Regions from separate parts of the Mus musculus genome. Here region 1 is linked to region 2. The links are chromatin contacts, found by POLR2A ChIA-PET in ENCODE. All regions are on one chromosome and are shown on one strand. The core of a region is the stretch at or near the end of the contact, and the rest is flanking DNA. Distances in the headings are between cores, read along the strand shown. Region 1 holds the start of Fahd1 (fumarylacetoacetate hydrolase domain containing 1). Region 2 holds the start of Meiob (meiosis specific with OB domains).

Region 1 (6,349 bases), core at 140-2,639, 46 kb before region 2:
CTGGGGCTTTAAGCATTCTAGGGAAGTGCTCTGTCACAACCCTGCTCCCCATTTCTCCTTTTTTGGCACAACAGCTGGGCACTTTCCAGACCCCTTCTCATGTTCAGCAAAATAAGCATTTCTATAAGATCAGGTTTCTGTAATATTTGAATTCCCCTAAGCCCTAGCACTATCCACGCCGATGGACAGCGGAGGGTGAGAAACAGGTGAATACGAGCCCTTTTATGTACTTCCTGGTAAAACACAACAAACCTGCATGGATAAAGATCATGTTATTACCAGTGCTCAACCCACTCTAGTCGGAAGAGAGCCTGACTGCTCTGAAGAAGATGCGATCACTCCTATGGAAGGAATTCATCGCTCCCAGCTCCTTAGTTTGCAACTAGGGACATTCTGTTTGAATTGAGGTCAAATCCACAGACACGTTTTATATTGCTCAAACGTCAAAAAACGTTTCAGAGTTGCCTCTTCTCACCAGGAGGGCTTCTGCGGCACCAAAAGCTGAGCGGCTGCTCAGTAGTTATTGTACCTAGCTCTTAAATCGCCTAGCTCTTAAACAGCCTTCAGCAGCGACACTAAGGGGTATCCCTTAAATGGAGACCCATACTTCTGTTCTCAACGAGCGGACTTCTTAATAAAGATGGTTCATAGACTTTCAATCACGATTGTTCCAAAGTTCCCGGCTAGCTGAATTCAGGCTGGCCAGCTCCGGGGCTTTGGCAACCCACTGTCGCCACATCAGACGTTAAGAGGAAAAGCCGACTTAAAAACTAAAGTCGCAACCCCAAAACTGGAGTCGGACTCTGGCCAGGAGGGAGCAGGTGCCAGCCCTCTGCCTCGATCCCGGGCCACGAACCCCTCCAGCGCCAGATGCCTATTCCAAGGCCCTCAACACGCCCGGCCCCGCTTCTCGCCCGCCCGGCGGCGCTCAGCACCTGCGCCTGGAAACAGCAAGGGCTCGCCCAACCGACGTCCGGCCTCCAGCACCCGGCCGCGCCGCGTCAGTACCTAGACACACTTACCCAGACCACGGCGCGCGCAGGTGGCTCCCAGCGCTGACAGGCTCCGGAGACACAGCGACCCGCGACCCAGCACCATGACCCACGGGGTGCACAGCCGGGTCGCGGAGTCCGCAACACCAGCGTCGTGGGCATCAACACTGGCGTTGGCGACTGCAACCAATCAGTGTCGTCCTCCTACTGCTCCCAACCAACCAACTCCTGCTCTTTACCAAAATGCCACGCCCTCAATCCATCAGTGACCGCCCATAGAGTTCACAGCCAACCAGTGCCTGTCTCGCACCGCCGCGCCGCCCCTAGCCAATCAGTAGTAGCTCCTGCCCCCCCCCCCCAAAATGTTCCCTAGCTGCCCTAGCAGCCTTGGCCTGTAGACTCGGTCTGCAAGTGGGTGTTGGAGGAGGCTGAGCGTGAGCCTCCTCGTCTCTCTGGGGCAGTCGCCTGCACGCAGAGACCTTTCGCTGACCTCAGCGTCCCGCTGCTGCGCAAGGAAGGGCGGGGCCGCTCCGACCTGGACAGCGTCCGAAGCCAGTCCTCTGGAGGCCGCCGTAGTCCGGGGGAGTCGGTGGTCACATGACCCAAAGCTGTACTATGGCTTCCACCAAACCGCTGTCTCGTTTCTGGGAGTGGGGCAAGAATATCGTCTGCGTGGGGAGGAACTATGCAGATCACGTCAAAGAGATGCGCAGCACCGTGCTGAGTGAGCCTGTGCTTTTCCTGAAGCCGTCCACCGCGTACGCTCCCGAGGGCTCACCGGTGTTAATGCCCGCTTACTGCCGCAACCTCCACCACGAGGTGGAGTTGGGAGTGCTTCTGGGCAAGCGTGGTGAAGCGATCCCGGAGGCTGCAGCCATGGACTACGTGGCCGGCTATGCCCTGTGCCTGGACATGACTGCCAGAGATGTGCAGGAGGAGTGCAAGAAGAAGGGGCTGCCGTGGACCCTGGCTAAGAGCTTTACGTCCTCCTGCCCGGTCAGTGCCTTCGTGCCCAAGGAGAAGATTCCTGACCCTCATGCCCTAAGACTGTGGCTCAAGGTCAACGGAGAGCTCAGGCAGGAGGGCAAAACATCATCTATGATCTTTTCCATCCCCTACATCATCAGCTATGTTTCTAAGATAATAACCTTGGAAGAAGGAGATCTTATCTTGACCGGGACTCCAAAGGGAGTTGGGCCAATTAAAGAAAACGATGAGATCGAGGCCGGCATAGATGGGGTGGTTAGTATGAGGTTCAAGGTGAAAAGATCAGAATACTGAGAGTAGAGTGCCAAAGGGGAAGGGAGACAGAAGCAAGGGAAATAAATGACACTAATAATGAAAATCTAAAAATTATGCTAGACATGTCAAAAAAGATGAATCCTTAAAAAATAACGTGATCTAAAAGACCTGGGACTGAAATAGAAACAGGAACAACGAAGCTAAAGGATATAGAATGCTTCCCAAGAGGGCAATGTTAAACTAAACTTTGAGAAGTTGTAGTTTTCTTTTCTAAAACTGAACTGAATAGACTTTTCAATAAATCATTCTGAAGTCTATACCTCCAGACTTAAAAGTGCAAAGGAAGTAACTCATTAATGCTGTTGGCCTTTAGGAAAGCTGTTTGTACAGAGCACTCCAGTTGATTTTTACTTGGGAAAGTCCTCCACCTCAAAGCCAGATAAGAATTTTGTTAAGTGAGCTCTTGCTGCAGCCCTGCCTTGTTTACTTTGGGTGTGGCTTCTGAGTTTGGAAGATAATTTTGAAATTGTTTTCCAAATAAAGACCATTTCTGTGTGACTGAAAAGAGCACTTTCTTTTCCCAGGGTGGGGAGCACTTCTTCCTCTGGGACTTAGGACCTTGGCCTTTGGTTTCCTGAGCACTGTGCCTCTTTAACTTATTAACCACATAAACCAATACTTCCACCTCAAAGACACAGGCCCTAGGGAACTGACAAGCCTGGAGATGCTGTGTGTGTTCATGCTTGCACCCCTCCCTGATAAAATGCCTGTCAGGATGCACAGCACAGTTGTCAGGGCCTAGTGGAGTCTTGTAGAATTAGATAGTGGCTTTTGCTGAGAGGGTACATAGGAGCCTGCTGGTCCCTTTAAGAAGGCATGTTACATCTTGTTAGTAGTTTATCATTACTGTAAGGCAATATGCCAACCATAGTTCATTCCATATTTCTGTGTATTCTGGGTTTCTTGTTTGTTTTTTTTGTTTGTTTTGCAAAGCTATACCACTGGCATTATTATTATTTCTGATGACAATGCAGACTTAGAAGATAGAACTGAAGTAGAGCCAAGTTGTAATGAAATTGTCACAAACTCAGAACCTGAAGTTTTAACTACAGCATAGGTAGTGTCATATAAGTAGATATATAAGAAAATTTAAGCATTTAGGTATTCTGTGAGCCCCATGCTTAATTATTTATTATGAGGTCCCATAGTGCTATTTGATAAATATGAAATATGATTTTTAAGAGTCTCACTATTGTAGCTCAGGTTGACCTTGAACTTCATAAACCACCTGACCTAAGTTTTCCATTTTTTTATCTTCTAGTAGTTTATTGAATTACTTAGCAATCAATGTTTATTATAGATGAGTGAGGAATATTAGGTGGGAAAGGAACAAAACACCTTATGGTTCATCTACTCAGAGACAGTCGAAGTTAAACATTTGATATAAATTCTTCCAAGTCTATATAAATATTGTTTTAAAATAATTTGCTTCCACATCCTTTTTTTAAGACAGGGTCTCACTATGTAGCTCAGGCTTGCCTGTAACTCATGATCCTCTCCCTATTTGCCTGACTGCTGCTGAAAGAATAGCTAAATACTACATCATACCATTTTCCTACCTGATGCTTATCCTAGCTATTGTGACTTCCACATCAGTCAGCGCCTCTGCAATATGATTTTCATTGATCATGAGTGAGTCCAGGTTAGCCCTCTGATTTTAGACATTAGGATTTGCTTGTGGAATCAACACGCTGTTAATTTCTAACTGCTGTGGCTGGGTTCCCAAAGTCAAAGGGTGTGTTCATATTGCAATGTACTGTTAGTCTAGCTAGCAAGTACAAGGTTGAGCTGAGATATCTACCAAGTTAACAGATGAATTAAGCAATCTGAGGGCACAAGCTAGTGCCCAGAATGCACAATGGCCATGGGGCCAATGTCCATCAAGCAGCAGAATGAGCTTTGGAACACACATCTGACATCAGCATTACACAAATCCTTGGATGCAGGAATCAAAACCAATCCAGTTCTCAATTCCTGCTAAAATAACAGTAACCCCAACACCAAGAAGATACATATCCCTTCTACTTATTTTAAACAAATATAGCCTATGAAAAAGCTAAAAGATACAGTCAATGAAGTCAAACTACCCTTCAGTAGATTCAATATCTGTAATTTTCAGATATGGAGAAATGGCCCAGAGGTTAAGAGCACTGTCTGCTCTTCCAGAAGATCCATGTTCAACCCCAGCAACCACGTGGCTCCTCACAACTGCCTAACTCCAAGGGAATCCAACACCCTGTGATCTCTGTGGGCACTGCATGAACATGGTGCACAGACATATTGGCAGACAAAACACCCATGAACATAAAATGAAAATTAAAAACAACAAATTGTTGGCCAGTCATAGTGGTGCACACCTTTAATCCCAGCACTCTGTAGTGTGGTCTATACACATTTCAGGACACCCAGTAATATATAGGCTCTTAAAAAAAAATATATATATATATATATATAAATAATTTGCTAATCACATATGAAAATAACTTCATAATGTTAGTCTAGCAAGAATATTTCTTCATACCTGTTAGATATTTGTTTTTGCTTTAATGTATTAGAGTGCATGCCTTTAATCTCAGCACTCAAGAGGCAGGAGCAGGTAAACCTCTGTGTGTTCAAGGCCAGTCTGGTCTACCAAGGGAGTTCCAGACCAACCAGAGCTACATAGTGACATCTTTTCTTAAATAAATTTTTCACTGGGTGTCTATAAAAAGTGAGGGAGTTTCAGATCAGCTAGAGCTACATAGTAAGACCTTGACTCAAATAGGTAGGTAGGAAGATAGGTAGGTAGGTAGGTAGGTAGGTAGGTAGGTAGGTAGGTAGGTAGATAGATAGATAGATAGATAGATAGATAGATAGATAGATAGATAGATAGATAGATAGATAGATAGATAGATATTTCATTGAGCATCTATAAAAAGTGAGCAATAGGCCAGTCCCAGTCTCACAGGCCTATAATTATAGCTGCCTTGGGTTTGATCCCAGAGTCCTATAAACAGATCATCAGGAACAGAAAAGGCAGAAAGCAACACCTACAAAGCAAGTGGGAGAGAGCTGGAGTGAGACCCAGTGGGGAGATACTCCAACTGGAGGGAGAACTAAGGGAGTCTGCAATCATGGTGAACTCTGCCTCCTTCAGGGCCTTATCAGACCTCCCTGCTCCTCACAGAAGCTGGGAGACCCCTGCAAACTTGTGGTCCAAGTTTCAGACAACATTCTCTACAGGTTTTATTTCTGATGCTTAAACTGTTAGAGACAGCAAGGGAAAGAACAAGCTTTCATACACAACATGGAACAGTTACTCATTTTTTTTGGGTGGGGGGGTTCGAGACAGGGTTTCTCTGTATAGCCCTGGCTGGGCTGGAACTCACTTTGTAGACCAGGCTGGCCTCAAACTCAGAAATCCCCCTGCCTCTGCCTCCTGAGTGCTGGGATTAAAGGGGTGCGCCACTACGCCCGGCTTCATTTTTTTTTTAAGGGAAAAACATGGCTATGAAACATTAGCTGCTTACACTTAAAAGTTTTAGGTACATTTTGTTAACTTGTGTATGAAAAAGAATATACAAATTTGTACTTGACAAGTATTATGTAGCAATTTCCTCCAAGAAAAACCATTCCATCTTTCTAGAAGCTCCTAAGACAAAGGATGTGCTAAAGAGAATTGAAACATTTAGTCCTTCAGAGAAGCTAGTTAAAGTCTCAGGAAATAAACAACTCAATAGTTTCAGGAAGTTCTGATGTTCTAAGCCCCTCCTTTCCCAAGCTTATAAAAACAGTAAGAACCACTATGAGATAGACTTAGACACGTTGAGCTGCTTAGTAGAGTCTCAGACAAGCTGAACTGCCTGGAAGAGGCAGGGACCCCTCCGGCCCCATTAGTTCCAACTTTGAAGGAATTTTTTTTCTGTAAGGGGCAGTGTTGTTTGAGAAAGTCCTGAAGGAGGCAGGCAGAACTGCCTGGCAAGAGACTAATTCAGTTGCCTGTGAGATACAGTCTCCAACCAGTCAGACTTTCTACAAGTTTTGCAGTGAATTCTGAGGTCCCAGCTTTCATGCAA
Region 2 (6,077 bases), core at 1,636-4,135:
AAACCTAGGTCATCTGGAGGAGCAGCAAGTGATCTTAACCATGGAGCCATCTCTCTAGCCCATTATGCCCAATACTCGGCTTCTGTTCTGATCTTCTCCATCTGTCTGTCTCTTTTCCACATGACAAACCATCTTTTAGATCATATCACTTCCTTGCTTTATAAACCTTTCCAGAGCATTGAGAACAAAGTCTAAACTTGCCATAGCCTGCAGTGTGAAGAGCCTTTACTGTCTCCACCTCTCTTCAAACCACCCTCCAGTGCCTTACTCCCCTAGACCAGAGAAGATGTGGGGTTTGGGAAAAAGCAGCTGCCTTTTTTCTTTTTTTTCCCCAGTCACACCACCTTCCAATCTTCCAAGGACAGGCTCTTCTATATTAGTCCCAAGATGAGGCCTTTCCTGCTACTCATTCTTTGTGTCTGTCTCCTCCTTATAAGGCTGCTTCATAAGATCAGAGCTGTACCTTGTCTCTTCCTCTAATGTAACCACAAAGGACTAGGTACTTCAGGGTATCACACATAGTTGCTACTGTTTGTAGACTGGATCAAATGAAGTCCTAAACAAAAATCATTTTATAATTTGAAGATAATATTGTTACGGCTAACTTTTTAGATAGATATGAATTCTAGTTGAAAAACAGGTGTGGTTTATAGCTTGCTATTCTAGGTAAAGGAAGCTTTCAGAGAACTTGGAAATGACTTTCCTATGTTTTCTGTTTTATTCTACAGATTTATGCTAAGGAAGAGTTCTCCATGATGTTATTTCTATACAGGGTATCTTTGCAACCTCTCACCACAAACCACAAGTTTTGTAACAATGTTTTATAAGACTAGGATTTGTTTCTCTTAGTGCAACAAGTCTCCTTTCTTCCAAACACTCTTGAGTTGTCCATTAGAAAGCTGACCTCCTGGCTACCACACTGGGGAAAGTGTTAGTAACTTTCTATGGTAGTACCTAGCACTGCTTTTGTCAAAAAAATAAATAAATAAAAATTTTAAACATAAAAATTTAGGGGGTGGTCAATAAGATGGCTCACTGAGTAAGGGCTCTTGCTACCAAGACTGGCAACCTGAATCTGATCACCAGAAATCACATGATGCAAGGAGAGAGTCCACTCCCAAAACTTGTCCTCTGACCTCTACACATCCATCGTGGCACCTGACATCTTTACATCATCATCATGTGCGGTATGTATAGTTTATATGCACATGTGTGTACATGAATGTACACAAAGGCCAGAGGAAGAAGCCAGTTCTATTTCTCTTTGCCTTATTTCTTTGAAACAGAGCCTCTCACTGAAACTAAAGCCAGACGGACTGAAGGCTAGCAAGTACCAGTGATCTCTTATCTCCAACCCCCACAAGTGCAGTCATGCCTCACTTTTATGTGGGTGCTAGGATCCAAATTCATCACATCTGCATCCCTTTGTTCTAAGCACTCATCCCTTGAGTCATCTTTCCATTCCCACTCAGTATTTTAACATGTTTCTGATTATTCCAACTGTGTGTCATTCTGGAAAAGGCAAAATCCTGGATATAATGAAAAGAACAGTGGTAACCAGGGGGTGTTATAGGTAGAAGTAAGGGGAAACAAGTGGGACATGAGGTCAGGGAAAGTAATCTGTAGGAATATATGTATTATATATGTTTTACTCATTTTATATAGATGTTTTAACATATATATAACATATTATATATGTATATATATTTTACATACTCTATCCTCCTGGATCCTATATGATATACATACATACTGCATGTAGGCTTCTGATATATCCTGTCCCTATCCTTGAGAACTGACAGGCTCCCTTCCTCCTTAAAACCTCTCTTCCAGCTAGATATGGTGACATATACCTGCAATCTCAGCATTTGGAAAGTGAAGGTAGGAGAATCAAGAGTTCAAGGCTAACCTCAGCTACATAGTGAATTTTTGAAGCCACCCTGGGCTACCTGAGACCCTGTCTCGAGAAGGGAGGGATGGAGGAAGGATTTGAAAGGAAAGAAAGAACCAGACAATTCCGGGAAGATGAAAAGGAAGGAGGAAAGGAGAAAGAAAGGAAGAGAAAGGTAAGCAGGGAGAGGAGAAAGAGAACATTTTTCTCCATTTCCTCTGATGCTTGGAGTGGTGCTGGCTTGTAATCCAAACACAGGAGGCAGAGGCAGGTGAATCACAAGTTCAAGGTTAACCTGAGCTACGTAGGGAGAGCCTGTTTCAACAAACAAACAAACAACTAAAAAGGCCTGTCTCTGGAATTTTGTTTGTTTTGTTTTTCGAAACAAGGATTCTCTGTGTTGCTCTGGCGGCCCTGGAACTCGCTGATTTGGAACTCCACGATCTGCCTGCCTTTGCCTCCCCTCTTGCATGCCTGGGGTTAAAGGAGTGCACCAACCACCCCTGCCTGCCTACGGGATTCATTCTTGTCCTGGGGAGCCTGACAGGGTGAGGATGTGGAGGGTAAGCAACTCCATGGGAGCCATCTGCCGGAATGGAACCTGACAGTACGGCTCTGACCTCGAGAGACACGCTGACCTGGGACACTAACAACCTGGGACCGTGACAGCGAGAAACCTGACAGGAAATGGACGGGCTGGGAGGGAGCTGACAGGAGTGGACAGGCAGGGTAGAACCTGACAAGAAGCAACCGGGCAGGGCAGAAGAGACACGAATGAGTGAGTCTTGACTGGAAGGGACCTGACAGACCGAGGGCCGCGCGCACCGCGGAGAACCTTGGGGACGTCGGCGCGTGCGACCCCGCGCGAGTTTCCCCTCAGCTCAGGCACCAGCTCTCAGAACCGGAGCGCGGTCCCGCGCCGCCGGCCGGATGCCGAAACAGGCAGTCTGGGTCGCGGCTCACCGGATACTTCCGGGCCCGCTAGGTGACCCACGGGGTTCCACCTGACGCCGGTCACGCTCTAGGCCTTCCCACAGCCCGGTGGGCGAACCGCCTGGAGTCCCCGACCGTTAGCTCGAGCCCCGCCCCCTCCGCCCCCTACTGACCGCGCCCCCACTGACTCCGCCCCCAGCGCTTGTGGACTCCGCCCCTATGGCCGCGGGTCTCACGCACGTGTTCACGGTTAGGGGAGAGGCACTACCCATTCCTTGGACTGGAGAACTTTGTTAAGGACTCAGGTGGTGGAGGCCAAGTCGGCCGTAGGTACTGACCCAGAAAAGCCAATTTCGGGGTCACTCGAAGACAGGAGCGGCGACCACGCACCGCACAGGAGCTAGTGAAAGGGGGAAGTCGCTAAGGAAGCAGGCTAGGCATTTGCCGCAGTTCTCTGGTTGGGATCCTGACTAGGGTCTCAGGCTGTCCCCACTGAGCAACCCTCATAAATGTCTTATAATTGCACACGTCTCCGAGAAAGCACAAAGTTACCTTAAGTGAAATATTCTTAATTTAGAGCAGAAAGTGAACTGAAGGAAGACACGGATATAAAAACCGATAGGGTTGTGGAAGAGGAAATGGCCAGATGCTCTTATTAAAGGAGTTTCCCTGGTTTTACCACATACCATATATATCAGGAGGTACACATATAATATTATGTAAAATAATACTATTTGAAAATACCACAGTATTATATAAAATAGATAATACTATTTGGGGGCAGGGACGTTAAGACGGGGTCTTATGATGTCGTTCTGGCCGTCCTGGAACTCACTATGTAGACCAGGCTGACCTTGAACTCTCAGAGGCCTCTGCCTTGGAAGTTCTGTGATTAAAGACATGAGCCATTATGCTGAGCTTAAAATAGATAATACTAATTTTTTTGTTGCTTTTGTTTTTTTAAGACAGGGTTTTCAGGAGGAGGTGGTGGTACATGCCTTTGATCTCAGCACTTGGGAGGCAGAAGCCGGTGGATCTCTGAGTTCAAGGCTAGCCTGGTCTACAGAGTGAGTTCCAGGACAGCCAGGGCTACACAGAGAAACCCTGACTCAAAACAACAAAAAAGACAGGGTTTCTCTGTGTAACAGCCCTTGTTGTCCTAGAACTTACTTTGTAAACCAGGCTGGTCTAGAACTTCAGAGATTGAAGTAGGAGAATCATGTGTTTCAGGATCATGAGTAGCTCAGCTCATGAAGACCTAAAAAAAAAGAAAAAAGGCCAAGTTGGACTATCTAGAACCTGTCTCAAACAAACAAAATTACTACCATATAAAAATCTTACTCTGACTTTCATTAATGAAGTACTTATTGAAATAAGTAAGTTAAGGTCCTATCACTAAATCTATTAAATTTGTCAACATTTAGTATTATTTAATTTTTTTTTCGGTTTCTCTGACAAATATTAAGCAGCCATATGTTAACATATATTACAAAAGAAAACTGCATGTAAGCCAGGAGTGATAGCACATGCCCTCAATCCCAGTTTTAAGGAGGCAGACGCAAGCAGATCTCTGAGTTTGAGGCCAATCTGGTCTACATAGAGAGTTCCAGACCACCCAGGCTACACAGTGAGACCCTGTCGAAAACTAAATTCAAATTTAAAAACACCATTAGTGCCTGGAGAGATAGCTCAGCCGTTAAGAACACTTGTTACAGAGGGCCCAAGTTCAATTCCAGGCACCCATATGGTAGCTCACAGCCATCCATAACTCTAGTTCCAGAGAATCCAAAGTCCTCTTCTGACTTCTGCTGGCACCAGGCATGCAGTGTGCATACATGCATGTGGAGAAAGCATTTACACACACACACACACACACAAAAACAAGAGTACAAAAACACCATTAGAGTCGTTTCCTTCCATCATCAAAATTAATTTTTATTTTTCATTTAAAAAATTCTCGGCCGGGCATGGTGGCACACGCCTTTAATCCCAGCACTCGGGATGGCAGAGGCAGGCGGATTTCTGAGTTCGAGGCCAGCCTGGTCTACAAAGTGAGCTCCAGGACAGCCAGGGCTATACAGAGAAACCCTGTCTCAAAAAAACAAAAAAAAAAAAAATCTCAAACGATAATGGAAGGCAGAATGAATGAAGTACTTCTCACCACTTCAAACTTAATAATAGAAAAATAACTTTAAGCAGAGTTAGTCTCCTGGGCCAGTGAAATGCCTCAGTGGGTAGAAACATTTGCTGTGCAAGTGTAGTCGTCTGAGTTGAATCGCTGGAGCCCACACGGTAGAAGTTGAGAACTGACTCTCGCAAGTCAAGTAGTCCTCTGACCTTCACACACATGCTGTGCGCGGTGCTGTAATATGTACACACATATACCATACATACATACATACATACACATACATGTAAAAATTCTTCCTATATTTGTTCCAGTTTCTCTCTTTTATTATTTATTTATGTATTGTTTTGTTTTGATTTTGAACCAGGTTTTCATGTAGCCTAGCCTGGCTTCAACTCACTATGTAACCTAGAATGACCTTGAACCTCTGATCCTTCTTCCACCTACTGTCTTTTTTTTTTTTTTTTTTAACATTTTCTTTTTTTTCCTTTAATTTGCGTGCATGCGTGTGTGTGTGTGTGTGTGTGTGTGTGTGTGTGTGTGTGTGTGTCACAGATCAGGAGACAACTTGCAGGAACCATGTCTCTCCTTTTCCACTTGAGTCCCAGGGTTGGAACTCAAGTCATCAGGCTTGTCAGCAAGCACCTTTCCCCGTTGAGCCATTTTGCTGACCCACGTCTTTGTCTTTAAAGGGACATAAAATCTTGATTTTCCCCCCAGAGAATAAACTGGCATTTTAAGATGATTTTTTGAAAAATATTTTTAAAATGAAGAAATCTTTATACATTTTAAGGAGTCTCCATGAAGGAATAATATTTCAACTTTTTTCTTGTATCTTGTGGTAGTTTAGCAAATTAAATTTTGCTGAAAGCTACATGAGATTAAACCAGCAGAATTGGTTTCAGGAGGATGCCCCAGGCTTTTCTTAAAATACAACATTTCAAATACAAACCCAGAACCCTAGCATTGTTCACATTAGTAATAAAAACAGGGATATCTTTTTTGGACAAAGAATTGGCTTCCTATATTGGTTCAGAAATTCTGTGTAATTGGCTTGTTCTTAACACAAGAATTGACCTGTCAATACATTTTGGATGTACATGAACAAAAACCGCAACGAGGAGA

Evidence for each region. ChIA-PET counts read pairs that join two places held with the same protein, here RNA polymerase II (POLR2A).
Region 1: POLR2A ChIA-PET joins it to region 2 with 14 read pairs in embryonic stem cell. The contact joins the promoter of Fahd1 here to the promoter of Meiob in region 2. POLR2A ChIA-PET finds 5 or more read pairs at or near these places in 3 of 5 experiments (Patski and embryonic stem cell).

The regions. Positions count from the first base shown.
Region 1 is chr17:24,845,342-24,851,690 of GRCm38, reverse strand. Fahd1 (fumarylacetoacetate hydrolase domain containing 1) reads left to right here and starts at 1,389. Exons shown (of 1, transcript NM_023480.3): 1 at 1,389-2,795. The coding sequence starts at 1,590. The coding sequence ends at 2,273. It overlaps Hagh (hydroxyacyl glutathione hydrolase), which reads right to left and starts at 1,201. Exons shown (of 9, transcript NM_024284.2): 1 at 1,023-1,201. The coding sequence starts at 1,098.
Region 2 is chr17:24,801,190-24,807,266 of GRCm38, reverse strand. Meiob (meiosis specific with OB domains) reads right to left here and starts at 2,885. Exons shown (of 14, transcript NM_029197.1): 1 at 2,855-2,885.